Regions from separate parts of the Homo sapiens genome. Here region 1 is linked to region 2. A link is a loop called in an ENCODE intact Hi-C map of the cell type or tissue named here. Cell type or tissue: mammary epithelial cell. All regions are shown on one strand.

Region 1 (8,000 bases), 280 kb before region 2:
AGGCCAAGGCAGGAGGATCACTTGAGGCCAGGAGTTTGAGACCAGCCTGGGCAATATTGTGAGACTGTGTCTCTCCAAAATATTTTTTAAGAAATTGGCCAAGCATAGTGGCATGTGGCCAAGCTGCTCTGGAGGCTGAGGCAGGAGGATCACTTGACCCTAGGAGTTCAAGGGTGCAGTAAGCCAAGGTCACACCACTGCACTCCAGCCTGGATGACAGAGTGAAACCCTGTCTCAAATAAATAAAATACATATTTATCCTTAAAATCACATAGTGCAATTGTATTTACAAACAAAAGTCCTAGTGTTATAGCTCTAAGAATTTGTCTACCAGGTTTTCTGGTCATCGCTGGAAACACCCTCTCCCCTCAAAAATAAATTTTTTTTTTTTTTTGAGACAGAGTTGTCGCTCTTGTTGCCCAGGCTGGAGTGCAGTGGCGCGATCTTGGCTCACTGCAACCTCCGCCTCCCGGGTTCAAGCAATTCTCCTGCCTCAGCCTCCTGAGTAGCTGGGATTACAGGCATGCACCACCAAGCCCGGCTAATTTTGTATTTTTAGTAGAGATGGAGTTTCTCCATGTTGGTCAGGCTGGTCTCTTAATTCCTGACCTCAGATGATCTGCCCGCTTCGGCCTCCCAAAGTGCTGAGATTATAGGCGTGAGCCACTGTGCCTGGCCCCAAAATAATTTTTTAAAAAGTCCTGTGTCTCTCCCTTCCTTAGTGCCTCTTCCGCTGCACATGCTGGGTCCTGGGCGAGGTACTGGGGCTGTAACGGGGAACGAAACAAACAGGGTCCTTGCCTTGGGAGCACTTTGGTGGGGGAGCCAGGCCTTAATCAAATAATCTCAGCTGTATAATGATACACACTGATAAGTGTTATGAAGGAAGAGTGTTAAGAAGCTCAGAGAGTAAATCATGGGGCCCTGATTTGGTTTGGGATTGAAGGAGTGTTCCTCAGGAAGTGACCTTCAGATGTGTATAGAAGTTTCTCTGGTCGAGGGGAAGCTGGCAGGGAGAAAAGCCTTCAAAGCAGGTTCATAGGCCCTGGGGTGGGAGGATCAAAGAACTCAAAGGAGGGTGGAGCCCAGAGCAGAATGGAGAGAAGGGGAGGAGGTGAGGCCAGGAGGTGTTAAGGTCAGGCCTGTGGTCCTTAGTAAAGATTGTGCTGTTTTTTTCCTGAGGTGCAGAAGGGAGCCACCGCACAGTTCCAGATTGGGGTGTGACAGGGGTAAGAAGCCTTCTCTGGATGTTAGGTAGAGAACAGATTGGAGGGTGACAGAGCTGTAGCAGTCAGTCAAGAGAGGATGGTGGCTGTGACAAATGGGGTGGAGGAAGGGGTCAATCAAAGAGACATTTAGGGTGTAAAATCCATGGGCCTTAACCTGATGGAGTGTGTCAAGGAGGCCTCCAGGTTTCCAGCCTGCCCAGGGCTGTCATTTATAGAACTGGAAGCACACAAGTGTGTCCCTCACACAGTTTCCACACGTGGGTGCATGCGTCTACAGCCACTGCCTTTTTTTTTTTTTTTAGGACAGGGTCTCTCGCTCTGCTGCCCAGGCTGGAGTGCAGTGGTGCAATCATAGCTCACTGCAGCCTCAAACTCCAGGGCTTGAGCAGTCCTCCTGCCTTGGCCTCCCAGGTAGCTGGGACTACAGGTGTGCACCACCACACCTGGCTAATTTTTTTTTTTTTCATTTTTTGTAGAGACAGGGTCTTGCTATGTTGCCTAGGCCGGTCTAGAACTCCTGGGCTCAAGTGAGCCTCCAGCCTCAGCCCCTCAAAACATTCAGATTATTAAGCATGAGCCACCACGCCTGGCTGTGATTGCTTTTTGACAAAGATGACACAGAAAAGGCCTAATGTACATGTTACTCTGCATTTCCGCCCACTTCGAAGGGAATTCCTTGTCGGCACATTTGTATCTTCATTCCTTTGAATGATCCCACCATGTTCCATTGGTCGGTTCACCATCTTTTACTTAGCCAGCCTCCCATGTTCGACATTTAGGTTGTTTCCAGTGTTTGGCCGTAACAAACAGTGGTGTAGCGAGTGTCCTTGCCTGTGGGAGAATTTCTGCCATGTTGCTAGATGTGTCATTACTGAGTTAAAGGCAGTGCACATTTACCCTTCATAGATCTTGTCAAGGTGTCCTCCAAGAAGCTTGTGCCAGTGCACCTTCTCTCAAGTAGCACCTGTGAGTGCGTCTGTTTCTAGCTTTCCCAACTATGTTACAGTCTTTGGCAATAACATAGATATTCTTTGACAATCTGGTAGGAAATGACTTTTTTTTTTTTTTTTTTTTTGAGATGGAGTCTCGCTCTATAGCCAGGCTGGAGTGCAGCGGCATGATCTCAGCTCACTGCAGCCTCCGCCTCCCAGGTTCAAGCGATTCTCCTGCCTCAGCCTCCCAAGTAGCTGGGACTACAGGTGCCTGCCACCATGCCCAGCTAATGTTTGTATTTTTAGTAGAGATGGGTTTTCACTATGTTGGCCAGGATGGTCTCTATCTCTTGACCTCATGATCCGCCTGCCTTGGCCTCCCAAGGTGCTGGGATTACAGGTGTGAGCTACCATGCCCGGCCTATGCTGTATTTTCTTAGATTTAGAGATTCCATTGATAGACCTGACATATTTATTTTTTTGTGGTAAATATACATAATATAAAAATTACCATTTTAGGCCGGGCGCGGTGGCTCACGCCTATAATCCCAGCACTTTGGGAGGCCAAGGTGGGCGGATCACCTGAGGTCAGGAGCTGGAGACCAGCCTGCCAGCGTGGTGAAACCCTATCTCTACTAAAAATACAAAATTAGCCGGGCGTCGTGGTGGGCGCCTGTAATCCCAGTTACTCTGGAGGCTGAGGCAGGAGAATTGCCTGAACCCGGGAGGCAGAGGTTGCAGTGAGCCGAGATCACGCCACTGCACTCTGGCCTGGGTGACAAGAGTGAAACTTTGTCTCAAAAAAAAAAAAATTACCATTTTAACCATTAAAAAATCTACACTTTAGTGGCATTAAGTACATTCACATTATTTTGCAAATATCACCCCTACCCATCTCCCATCTCCAAAACTTTTTCACCCTCCTAAACTGAAACCCAAATCTCCATTAAACACTAACTCTCCATTCCCACTTTCCGCAGGCCCTGGCACCCACCATCCTACTTTCTGTCTCTATGAATTTGACTACTCCAGGGACCTCATCTAGGTGAAATCTTACATACTGTGTAGTTTTTTTGTTTTGTTTTGTTTTGTTTTTGAGATGGTGTCTCGCTCTGTTGCCCAGGCTGGAGTGCAGTGGCTCAATCTCCACTCACTGCACCCTCCACCTCCCAGGTTTGAGCCATTCTTCTATCTCAGCCTCCTGAGTAGCTGGGACTACAGGCGTATGCCACCAGGCATGGCTAATTTTTGTATTTTTAGTAGAGATGGGGTTTTGCCATGTTGGCCAGGCTGGTCTTAAACTCCTTATCTCAGATGATCTGCCTGCCTCTGCCTCCCAAAGTGCTGGGATTACAGGACACTGTATAGTTTTTGTCTGGCTTATTTCACTTAGCATAATGTCCTCAAGGTTCATCCATGTTACAGCATGTGTCAGAATTTCCTTCCTTTTAAAGGCTGTATAATATTCGACTGTATGTATACACCACATTATTTTTATCCATTCATTAGTCAATGGACACTAGGATTGCTTCCACCTTTTTGTTGTGAACAATGCTGCTTTGAACATGGTTGTAGCAATATCTGTTCAAATCTCTGCTTTCATTTCTTTGTATATATGCCCAGAAATTTAATTGCTGCATCATGTGGTCATTCTATGTTTAAAGTTTCTAAAATTTTTTTTAACTTCAATATATGAACTTTTTTTTTTTTTTTGAGATGGAGTCTTGCTCTCACCCAGGCTGGAGTGCAGTGGTGCAATCTCAGCTCACTGCAACCTCCGCCTCCCAGGTTAGTGATTCTCCTGTCTTAGCCTCCTGAGTAGCTGGGATTACAGGCACCCACCACCACTCCCAGCTAATTTTTGTATTTTTAGTAGAGACTGGGTTTCACCATGTTGACCAGGCTCGCCTCGAACTCCTGACCTCAAGTAATCCACCTGCCTTGGCCTCCCAAAGTGCTGGGATTGCAGGCGTGAACCACCACACCTGGCCTATGAACATTTTAAAATGTCAAAGATGACTTCCAGGTTTCTGGAATGAGCTTGCTTATTTATTTATTTATTTATTTATTTATTTATTTATTTATTTATTTATTTATTTTGAGACAGGTTCTCTGTTGCCAAGGCTGGAGTGCAGTGGTGTGATCTTGGCTCACTGCAATCTGGACTTCCCAGGCTCAAGCAATCCTCCCACCTCAGCCTTGAGAGTAGCTGGGACTACAGGCATGTGCCACCATGCCCAGCTAATTTTTGCATTTTGTGGTTTTGCCGTGTTGCCCAGGCTGGTCTTGAATTCCTGGGCTCAAGCGATCCCACCCGTCTTGGCCTCCCAAAGTGCTGCTATTATAGGCGTGAGCCACCGTGCCCGGCGCTTTGTTTAGGTTTTGGAGGACCCTCCATTACTGTTTTCCACTGCCGTGCACCGTTTCACATTCCCACCAGTGGTGCACAGGGCTCCATTTTCCCCGCTTCCTCGCCAGCACTTGTTTTCTGTTTCATAATCAGTGTGTGGTAGAATCTCATTGTGGTTTTGATTTTCATTTCTCTTATGATTAGTGACATGGAGCATCTTTTCCTGTGCTTTTTGATCATTTGTATATCTTCTTTGAAGAAATGTCTATTTAGGCTGGGCGCTGTGTCTCATGCCTGTAATCCCAGTGCTTTGGGAGGCTGAGGCGGGCGGATCACTCGAGCTCAGGAGTTTGAGACCAGCCTGGGGATCATGGTGAAACCTGTCTCTGGAAAAAAATACAAAAATTAGCCAGGTGTGGAGGATTGTGCCTGTAGTCACAGCTACTCAGGAGGCTGAGGCAGGAGAATCGCTTGAGCCCAGGAGGCAGAGGTTGCAGTGAGCTAAGGGATTGCATCACTACACTCCAGCCTGGGCAACAGGAGTGAAACCCTGTCTCAAAAAAAAAAAAAAAAAAAGAAAGAAAAAGAAAGGTCTATTCAAGTCCTTTGCTCATTTTCTTTTCTTTTCTTTTTTTTTTTTTTTGAGACGGAGTCTCGCTCTGTCACCCAGGCTGGAGTGCAGTGGCACAATCTCGGCTCACTGCAAACTCCGCCTCCTGGGTTGACGCCATTCTCCTGCCTCAGCCTCCCGAGTAGCTGGGACTACAGGCGTCCACCACCAAGCCTGGCTAATTTTTTTTGTGTGTGTATTTTTAGTAGAGATAGGGTTTCACTGTGTTAGCCACGATGGTGTCAATCTCCTGACTTTGTGATCTGCCCACCTTGGCCTCCCAAAGTGCTGGGATTACAGGCGTGAGCCACCGCGCCTGGCCTTTTTTTTTGTATTTTTAGTAGAGACGGGGTTTCACCGTGTTAGCCAGGATGGTCTTGATCTCCTGACCTCATGATCCGCCTGCCTTGGCCTCCCAAAGTGTTGGGATTACAGGCGTGAGCCACCACACCCAGCCCTTTGCTCATATTCTAATCAGATTTTTTTGTTGATGTTGAGGTATAGGAGTTCTTTATATGTTCTGGATGTTAAATCCTTATTAGATATATGATTTGCATGTATTTTCTTTTTTCTTTTTTTTTTTTTTTTAAGACAGAATCTCACTCTGTCACCCAGGCTGGAGTGCAGTGGCACATTCATGGCTCACTGCAGCCTTGAGCTTCTGGGCTCAAGTGATCCTCCCACCTCAGCCTCCCAAGTAGCTGGGACTACAGATGTGCGTCATCAAGCCTGGCTAATTAAAAAAAATATATGTTTTTTGTAAAGACGAGATCTCTCTTTGTTGCCGGGCTGGTCTTGAACTTTTGAGCTGAGGCAGTCCTCCTGCCTGGGCCTCTGAATGTGTTGGGATTACAGGCATGAGCCACCGTACCCAGCATGTATGTATTTTCTCCTATCATGTGGGTTGCCTTTTCACTCTGTTAATAGTGTCATTTGATACATAGAAGTTTTAGATTTTGATGGCATCTTGTTTTATTTATTTATTTTTATTTTTTTGAGACAGGGTCTCACTCTGTTGCCCAGGCTGGAGTGCAGTGGTGCAGTCACAGCTCACTGCAGCCTTGACCTCCCTTGAGCAATCCTCCTGCCTCAGCCTCCCGAGTAGCTGGGACTATAGGTGCACACCACCATGCCTCGCTAATTTTTATACTTTTTGTAGAGTCAGGGTTTCACCATGCCCAGCCTGGTCTTCAACTCCTGGGCTCAAGTGATCTTCCTGCCTCCCAAAGTGCTGGGATTACTGGCGTGAGCCACCGTGCCTGGATATCGTATTTTAATTTGTAATTTTTTTGGTATGTACTCCCCCTGCTTTAATTTTAATTTTTTAAATTAAAGTACTATATACAGGCTGGGTGTGGTGGCTCATGCCTGTAATCCCAGCACTTTGGGAGGCTGAGGTGGGTGGATCACCTGAGATCAGGAGTTCAAGACCAGCCTGGCCAACATGGCGAAACCCCATCTCTATTAAAAATACAAAAATTATCTGGGCATGGTGGCACGTGCCTGTAATCCCAGTTGCTCAGGAGGCTGAGGCAGGAGAATTGCTTGAACCGGGGAGGCGGAGGTTGCAGTGAGCCGAGATTGTGCCACTGTACTCCAGCCTGCGCGACAGAGAACCCATCTCAAAAAAAAGAAAGTAATACATACATGCCAGGTGTGGTGGCACATGCCCAAAATCCCAGCACTTTGGGATGCTGAGGTGGGCAGATCACTTGAGCCCAGGAGTTTGAGACCAGGCTGGCCAGTATGGTGAAACCCTGTCTCTACTAAATATACAGAAACATTAGCTGAGCATGGTGCTGCATGCCTGTAGTCCCAGCTACTCAGGAGGCTGAGGCACGAGAATTGCTTGAACCTAGGAGGCTGAGGTTGCGGTGAGCTGAGATTGCACCACTACACTCCAGCCTGGGCAACAGAGCAAGACTCTGTCTCAGAAAAATAAAGCAATACATACGCATGGTTAAAAAATTAATGATATGGAAATATATAAAAGTAAACATCTTCTTTTTCCAAAGGACTAGTCCTCTCTGGAAGTAACCACTCTTAACAAGTTTTTCCATGTTCTTCCAGAAAACTTCGCACACTAGAGCAACACAGGTGTCCTTTTAGAAAATATTATCGGCCGGGCACGGTGGCTCACACCTGTAATCCCAGCACTTTGGGAGGCTGAGGTGGGTGGATCACCTGAGATCAGGAGTTCTGAGACCAGCCTGGCCAACATGGCGAAACCCTGTCTCTACTAAAAATACTAAAATTAGGCGGGTGTGGTGGCGGGCACCTGTAGTCCCAGCTACTCAGGAGGCTGGGGCATGAGAATTGCTAGAACCTGGGAAGCAGAGGTTGCAGTGAGCCAAGATTGTGCCACTGCACTCCAGCCTGGGTGACAGAGTGAGACTGTGTCTCAAAAAAAAAAAAAAAGAAAGAAAATATTATCAAATAGGTTCATACTTTGGTGGGGTTTTGGTTTGTTTTGACTAAAACCCTTCATTCTCTGTACTGTATTTGAACAATACCTATTGATGGACATTTCTGGTGTTTTCAGTTTTTGAATTTCTACACAGTCCTGGAATGAACATTTCATTTGTATGTCTCGCTAATTTTTATACTTTTTGTAGAGTGCTGGGATTACAGGCATTTGTATGTCTTGTAATTTGTATGTCATCTTGCAATTGTGTACTATGTACCTTGGATGTACCTTTTAAAGATCGTTGGTGGTGGGACACGTGTTTTTTGAGGAAGATGGTACTGAGGTCAGCACCCTGGCTGCCCTGAGAGTGCAGTGCCACGTTCCCCACCCTCTCGCCAACCACAGGATTATGCTGCAAATGTAAATCTTTACCAATTTGATAGGCAAAAAATGGGATCTCAGCATTTTAGCC
Region 2 (8,000 bases):
AAGGGTGGACACAACTCAAGGGTCTATAAACAGATGAATGGATAAACAAAAAAATGTGGACAGGCCAGGCGCGGTGGCTCACACCTGTAATCCCAGCACTTTGGGAGGCCGAGGCAGGTGGATCACCTGAGGTCAGGAGTTTGAGACCAGCCTGGCCAACATGGCGAAACCCCATCTCTACTAAAAATACAAAAATTAGCCGGGTGTGGTGGCATGCGCCTGTAGTCCCAGCTGCTTGGGAGGCTGAGACAGGAGAATTGCTTGAACCCAGGAGGCAAGGGTTGCAGTGAGCCGAGACTGTGCCACTGCACTCCAGTCTGGGCGACAGAGTGACTCCATCTCAAAGTGGTCTATCCATTCAATAGAATGCTATTCACTCATAGAAAGGAATGAAGTAGGCCTGAATCCCAGCACTCTGGGAGGCTGAGGTGGGCAGATTGCCTGTTCTCAGGAATTCAAAACCAGCCTGGGCAACATAGGAATATCCCCTCTACAAAAATACAAAAATTAGCCAGGCGTCGTGGCTGGTGCCTGTAATAGCAGCTACTCAGGAGGCTGAGGCAGGAGAATCGCTTGAACCCAGGAGGCGGAGGTTGCAGTGAGCCAAGATTGTGCCACTGCACTCCAGCCTGGGCAACAGAGCGAGACTCCACCTCAAAATAATAATAAATAAACAATAAATAAATAAAAATTAAAAAAACCCAAACCAACAAGCAAACAACAACAAAAAAAGGTGGGTGAGGCCGTGGATAAGAACTACAAGCAAGGAAGGTTAGCTTTGGATTTATTCCTTATCCATCTAGGAGCCCTTTTGGCCTCCCAGAGACGCATTCCTATGGGTTGAGAAGGTGCCAGATGTTATGCAGCTCCCCCACTGCCAATCCAGCATCACCCCCCATTCCAGATGTTGAAGTGTCTTTCACAAAAGGAAAAGAAACTTCCCAAGACCTGCTGCAGGAATCTTTTCTTCCTGGGTTTTTAAAAGGGAGTCGGGGTGGTGCCAGGGAGGCCAGGTGTGAGTAGTTTGTGATTCCTCTACTAAGTTTTGCGGGACAGAGGGGAGGGGCCTGATCCTCAGCGCTGACTTGGGGCCCCATCGTCCCGGGCCTTCCGTGTGGTCTCCCAGGTGCTGGAGCTCTACGGCAATGAGATCAGCAGCATGGAGTGTCTGTGTGCCCACCCACCCGCCGGCCTGCAGCACTTGGGGTTAGGCCACAACAAACTTCTAGGCCCCTTGGAAAGTCTCTACGTCACCGCTAATCACTGGTAACTCGGGAGCCCAGATGGAAAGTGAGAGGGAGGGATTAAGTATCAGGTTGGGGCGATTCTACCCCAGTGGCTTGAGAACTCAGCTTTGGTCTTTTTTGTAACTCCCAGTTGGCTGCTAAATCCAGACTTATGGTTTATTTCTCTGAATCCCCCTTCAGTGGGATTTTGTAAACAAAAAGCCCGGGGAAGGAGAACAAGAGGTAGTAGGTGTGAGTCAGAGCCTTTGCTTTGGTGCCGTATTTTAATTTTTTAATTTTTTTATCTTATTTTTTTATTTTTTTGAGACAGCATCTCGCTTTGTCGCCCAGGCTGGAGCGCATTGGCGCCATCTCTGCTCATTGCAAGCTCCGCCTGCCGGGTTCACGCCATTCTCCTGCCTCAGCCTCCCGAGTAGCTGGGACTACAGGCACCCGCCACCATGCCCGGCTAATTATTTTGTATTTTTAGTAGAGACGGGGTTTCACTGTGTTAGCCAGGATGGTCTCCATCTCCTGACCTCGTGATCCGCCCGTCTCGGCCTCCCAAAGTGCTGGGATTACAGGCGTGAGCCACTGTGCCCGGCCTAATTTTTTTATTTTAATTTTTTTATTTTAATTTTTTATTTTAATTTTTTTTTGAGATGGAGTTTCACTCTGTTGCCCAGGCTAGAGTGCTGTGCGTGATCTCGGCTCACTGCAACCTCCACCTCCCAGGGTCAAGCAATTCTCCTGCCTCAGCCTCCCAAGTAGCGGGTATTACAGGCACCCACCACCACACCTGGCTAATTTTTGTATTTTTAGTAGAGACGGGGTTTCACCATGTTGGCCAGGATGGTCTCGAACTCCTGACCTCAAGTGATCCACTTACTTTGGCCTCCCAAAGTGCTGGGATTACAGGCGTGAGCCACCGCACTTGGCCTGGTGCCGTATTTTAGAGGAGGGTTGCTCACCTTGGGCTCGTTGGCATCGGAACCCCATCACCCTTTGATGTGGGGCTGTCCTGGGCATGGTGGGATATTGAGCAGCATACCTGGCCTGCACCCGCAGATGCCAGGAGCACTTCCCCATTAGTTGTGACAAACAAAAATGTCTCCAGACAGTTTTTGTCTGAGCCTGATGTCCCCTGAGCAGCAAAATCCCCCCAAGCTGAGAACCACCACCCTGGAACCAAGCCCTAGCGCCAGCCGCTCCATCGCTATTGAAGGTTCAGGCTCATTAGGAGCCTGCAGATGGTTCAGCTCCCAGTTGATATTCAACTTGATCTCCTCAGTGGGTGAGCGGTAGAAAACTTAACATCCTGGACCTGAGGGGTAGGAGGGGATCAGAGACCACCCAGAAAAAGCCATCAAAGGAAGCTGGGAGAGGAAGGCTTTGCAAAACATGCTGTGAGAAGTCCCAGGACTTCAGCAGCCCAGCAAGGATGGAAGGGGTAGAACCACCTCCCCTCTCTCCTTCCCCCGAGGAACCTGGAGGGCATGCCCTTGGGGGGTCCAACCCTCTACATGCCTGGAGCGGGCGGACGCAGCAGGGAAGGGAAGCCCCCTCTCTGACCCTGGTTTCCTCTTCCTCCCCTTCTCTTCTGCTCTTAGGGGAAGAGTGAGGCTGGGATTGGGAGATGCTGTGCTGACAGCGGCCGCTTGTGTTTTTCTTCTGTTCTCAGAGCCGAGATCAATTTGCTTTCTAGTTTGTGGCAGCAGGAAAGTCACCCTGCCCCTGCCCTGTGTCTTGGTCTGGCCACAGGCCTTGGCCCGTGCTCTTTGCAGGCCCCTCCCAGGCCCCTTTCCTCCTGGGGTCCCGCCCCAGTCTGGCTTTGAGAAGCCATCTCCTGCTTCTAGACCGCCCAGCCCTCCAGCCTCTGGCTCCCTCCTCCCACTCCCCAGCATCAACCCCACTCCTGCCCTGTCCACTCCTGCCCTGTCCACAACTCCCCCACGGTGGCTGTCCCCTGCTGTGCCGTCCAGTCTGCCTGTACTATTTGTGCAGAGCCTCCTAGACGCACGCAGTGCGCGAGGCTCTGTGGAAGCTACTGAGAGGTTTGGCCAAGAAGAGAGGAGCCCCGTGAAGGGAGGTCGGTGGGGGCGTCTCTGTGACTCCAACTGTGAGGGTGGCAGTGCTACGGAGAGTGGAGATGAAGAGCCAGGCACTCGTTCCCGACCCGGGGTTAACTTGGGTCAAGGGTAGGACAGGGGTGCAGGCCGTGGATGGGCAGAATCCTTAGCCCCAGGCTCCCCGTCCGTTTTGGCCACAGGCTGCTTGCCCCCTGCTCACCTGGCTTCTTGACCCCCAGACGGTCCTGCTCACCTTCCAGGCCCAACCTCGTCTCCCTGGACCTGGGCTTCAACGACCTGACAGACCTGCAGAGCATGGTCACCAGCCTGAGGACCCTCCGGCACCTGCGACTCCTGGTGCTGCAGGGAAACCCACTGGCCTTGGTGCCCTACTACCGCGGCCTCACCATCGACAGCCTGGCCCAGCTCTGCGTGCTGGACGACATCACCGTGTCTCCCAATGAGAAGCATCTCTTCCGGGGGCTCAGCCTCAATGGCGGTGAGGGTACTGGCATGCAGGGAGGGGGTGGCATGTGACACCCCAGCCTGCGCCTGGCTGTGCCCCGCCCTCCTGGGTCCGTGTACCCGTCTGTCCTGCAACTCCCCATTTGACCCAGACCCTATTCAGGTATAGCCTCTCTTCTGGGTCAGAGCTTTCCACCAGGCTTTGATTCCTGTGATTGGGATTTGGAGACAGAAGTGATAGGGGGAGGCCGGGCGCGGTGGCTAACGCCTGTAATCCCAGCATTTTGGGAGGCTGAAGCAGACAGATCGCTTGAAGTCAGGAGTTTGAGACCAGCCTGGCCAACATGGTGAAACCTCGTCTGTACTAAAAATACAAAAATTAGCCAGGCATGGTGGCAAGTGCCTGTAATCCCAGCTACTCAGGAGGCTGAGGCACGAGAATCTTTTGAACCCGGGAGGTGGAGGCTGCAGTGAGCCGAGATGACACCAGTGTACTCTAGCCTAGGTGACAGAGCAAGACAAAAAAAAAAAAGGTGGTGTGGGAGGATCACTTGAGCCCAGGAGGTGGAGGCTGCAGTGAGCTATCATCTCACCACTGCACTCTAGCCTGGCGACAGAGCGAGACCCCGTCTCTAAAAAAAATAAAAAGTCAAAACAACCTGTGGGGACTTGGGACAGTTATTTCAATCAGCTTCTTCACCTCCCTGGTGGCTTGAGATCACCCCCTTGTGGTTCATGCCGCAAGGTGCACCGGAGGCTTCTCCAGGTCACTGTGACGTGCTAGATAATGCTAAGGTGACCTGCAGAGTAGCCCTTATCACTCCCATATACAGATCAGGAAAACAAGGCTGAAGAGGGGTATAATGACACCTGGATCACTCCAGGCCAGCTTGCCAGAGCTGTGACATGAACCTGACCGCCCCACCAAGGCTCAGCCCTGAGTGCTGGAGAGAATCTAGGGACCCGTGCCTTCCCAGCCCTCTTGCTTTCTATCTGCCAACTTCCATTCCATGGGCCCCCCTGTCCTGCCCATTCCTCCCTGCAGATCTCTTGGCACAGGAGGCGCAGTTTGTGGTGACCATCGGAAACATCAGAGGAGTCCTGGACACCTCTGTCTTAGACCCGGAACCCAGGCCCGAAGGCCCTTTCATCACTTACAACTATTACGTGACCTATGATTTTGTGAAAGATGAAGAAGGCGAAATGAATGAGTCCGCGGGCGTCCTGGCCGAGGTGTGCCCTGGTCTGTCCCTAGGAGTATGGGGGGCTCTTGTGAAGGCTGAACTGCTTTGTGGGCCCCAGGAAAATCCTTTTAATTAATTAATTAATTTATTTATTGAGGAGGAGTCTCGCTCTGTCACCCAGGCTGGAGTGCGATGGCGTAATCTCAGCTCACTGTAACCTCTGCCTCCTGGGTTCAAGCAATTCTCCTGCCTCAGATCCCCAGTAGCTGGAATTACAGGTCCCCACCACTAGGCCCAGCTAATTTTTGTATTTTTAGTAGAGATGAGATTTCACCTTGTTGACCAGGCTGGTCTGGAACTCCTGAGCTCAAGTGATCCTCGGCCTCCCAAAGTGCTGGGATTACAGGTGTGAGCCACCGCGCTGGCCAAGAAAGATTCTTAATGTGGAATCTGGTGATTCATGCAAGGACCTGGCTTCAGCTCAGCCTCTTTCTTGCAGCTAGAGCAATTTTCAACCATGCACACTCCCCTTGCCCCCTTAAAATCTGAGCCTAACAAGAGAGCCACCCGGCATTTCATAAGTCAGCCCCTTGTTCCCAGCCCCATTCTGCAATTTATTTCTTTTTTGTGTGTGTGTGTGATGGAGTCTCGCTCTGTCGCTCAGGCTGGAGTGCAGTGGCGCAATCTCGGCTGACTGCAACCTCTGCCTCTGGGTTCAAGTGATTCTCCTGCCTCAGCCTCCTGAGTAGCTGGGATTACAGGCTCGCGCCACCATACCTGGCTCATTTTTTGTATTTTTAGTAGAGATGGGGTTTCACCATGTTAGCCAGGATGGCCTGGATCTCCTGACCTCGTGATCCGCCTGCCTCGGCCTCCCAAAGTACTGGGATTACAGGCGTGAGCCACCGCGCCTAGCCCCATTCTGCAATTTCTACAACTCCTCCCATCTCCCTCCACATCAGAAGAAAACCCAAGGATACCATCCAACCAGGAGAAACCTGTCTCCTCCTCCCACATAGAAGTGGTTCTTGCTTTTACTCTTAATGTAGGTCTTTCAGAAAAGACAAAAGTGGGTTTCTAAGCGCCTTCCTGCCTCCTAGCGTGGTGTGTCTGCTCATGCGTGAACCTCATCCAGATGTCGGGAGCTGTGTTACAGACACCCCCGGCATCAGCTGAGCACATCCTGAAGACGGCAGCCTTGGACGAGTTTCTGTCTCTTCCTGCAGATCGTCAAGCCCTCTCCCAGCTTAGAATTATTAGTTGAGGAATCTCCTGAAGAGGTCGTGGAAGACGTCATCGAAGACATTGTTGAAGAGGTTACTGAAGAGGTCGAAGGGTCTCTGGAGTCTGAGGTGGAGGAGTCAGGAGAGTCGGAGCTGTCTGTCATCTCGGGGCCTTCGACCATCTTGCAGATGCCGAGGGCCTCTGCAGAAGAGCTGGCCAAGTTGAGGCTGCGTATAGATCCCCGGCTCTGCCCGTCCCCAGGGTAAGGATGGAAATCTGAACCAGGGCAAGTGGTCAGAGCAGTAGGGTCACGAGCCTAGACCACACTGCGACCTTCCATTAAAAGTCCTGAGGCTGGCGGGGCGCGGTGGCTCACGTCTGTAATCCCGGCACTTTGGGAGGCAGAGGCGGGCGGATCACGAGGTCAGGAGATCGAGACCATCCTGGCTAACATGGTGAAACCCCGTCTCTACTAAAAATACGAAAAAATTAGCCAGGCGTGGTGGCAGGCGCCTGTAGTCCCAGCTACTCGGGAGGCTGAGGCAGGAGAATGTCGTGAACCCAGGAGGCGGGGCTTGCAGTGAGCCGAGATCGTGCCACTGCGCTCCAGCCCGGCGACAGAGCGAGACTCCGTCTCATAAAAAAAAAAAAAAAAAAAAAAAAAAAAGGCCCACTAGACTGTTAGCTGTGCTGGCGGCATTTAGATTTCGTGTTCAGCCCTCTTCTCTGGAGGGTTCAACTTAGCTAAATCCTTCTACTCTAACCATCTACTCAAAGTACAACTGAGTCCCACTTCCCTGACCAGCCAAGATTTTCGGAATGATTGAATTTCTTTTTTGGCGGGGACAGTCTCACTCTGTCACCCAGGCTGGAGTGCAGTGGTGCGATCTCAGCTTACTGCATCCTCCATCTCCCGGATTCAAGCAATTCTTGTGCCTCAGCCTACAGTTGGGACTACAGGCATGTGCTACCATGCCCAGCTAATTTTTATAGTTTTAGTAAAGATGGGGTTTCACCATGTTGACCAGGCTGGTCTTGAGCTCCTGGTCTCAAGTGATCTGCCCGCCTCAGCCTCCCAAAGTGCTGGGATTACAGGCGTCAGCCATCGCGCCCAGCCTGAATTTCTTGAGTCGATCGAGACATGATAAATTAATAGCCCTTTTCATTTCAGCCCTTGGGTGTGAAAACCTTTTTTGGTTTAACATTTTAATCCATCTAAGATGTATTCTCACACATAAAGTGCTGTAAGGATCTTCCATCCTGTATACCATGTTCTTTCTTGCCAGTCTAGCTCCATTCCTTCTCTCTTTTTTGTGCTACTTTTGTTATGAAGATTGTAGAGTAATTGTTATAAATATTAATTTTATTATAAACATAAATATGTTACAGACCCAACAATACATTGTTATAATTACTGCTTTATATAATCCATGTCTTGCAGAGAAGAAAGGAGAGCACAAATATAAAGTTGTTTTTTTTTTTAAGCTTGTTAACCTTCTTAGTTACCATTTCTGGGGAACCATGAATTCATGTCTTCCTTTAGAATTGATTTACTGTTGTGGCTCATGCCTGTAATCCCAGCACTTTGGGAGGCTGAGGTGGACAGATCACCTCAGGAGGTCGAGACCCGCCTGACCAACATGGTGAAACACCATCTCTACTAAATACAAAAAATTAGCCAGGAGTGGTGACTAATCCCAGCTGTAATCCCAGCTACTTAGGCTGGGGCAGGAGAATTGCTTGAACCCAGGAGGCAGAGGTTGCGGTGAGCCAGGATTGCACCATTCCACTCCACCCTGGGCAATAAGAAAGAAGCTCCGTCTCAAAAAAAA

Evidence for each region. A loop is a pair of places that touch in the nucleus more often than their neighbours do. Peaks named below come from ENCODE experiments on the same cell type or tissue, not always from the same donor. Only the 100,000 strongest peaks of a DNase experiment are listed, where the experiment ranks them.
Region 1: it touches region 2 in a loop (3-fold over the local background); 16 of 110 quality-filtered maps call a loop at or near these places.

What each region holds. Positions count from the first base shown.
Region 1 is chr12:121,907,801-121,915,800 of GRCh38, forward strand. The region is part of intron 4 of PSMD9 (proteasome 26S subunit, non-ATPase 9); the gene reads left to right. It also overlaps the pseudogene RNU7-170P. Among named protein-coding and RNA genes, the nearest start is that of CFAP251, 6.8 kb to the right of the region's middle. RefSeq lists a silencer at 3,871-4,027. In mammary epithelial cell, no CTCF peak of the experiment used is centred here; a DNase peak (open chromatin) is centred at 4,381; H3K27ac peaks cover 2,297 bases.
Region 2 is chr12:122,186,575-122,194,574 of GRCh38, forward strand. LRRC43 (leucine rich repeat containing 43) reads left to right here. Exons shown (of 12, transcript NM_001098519.2): 4 at 1,127-1,266; 5 at 3,556-3,794; 6 at 4,806-4,993; 7 at 6,171-6,430. Among named protein-coding and RNA genes, the nearest start is that of LRRC43, 7.5 kb to the left of the region's middle. In mammary epithelial cell, a CTCF peak has its summit at 4,487 (motif pointing left); no DNase peak of the experiment used is centred here.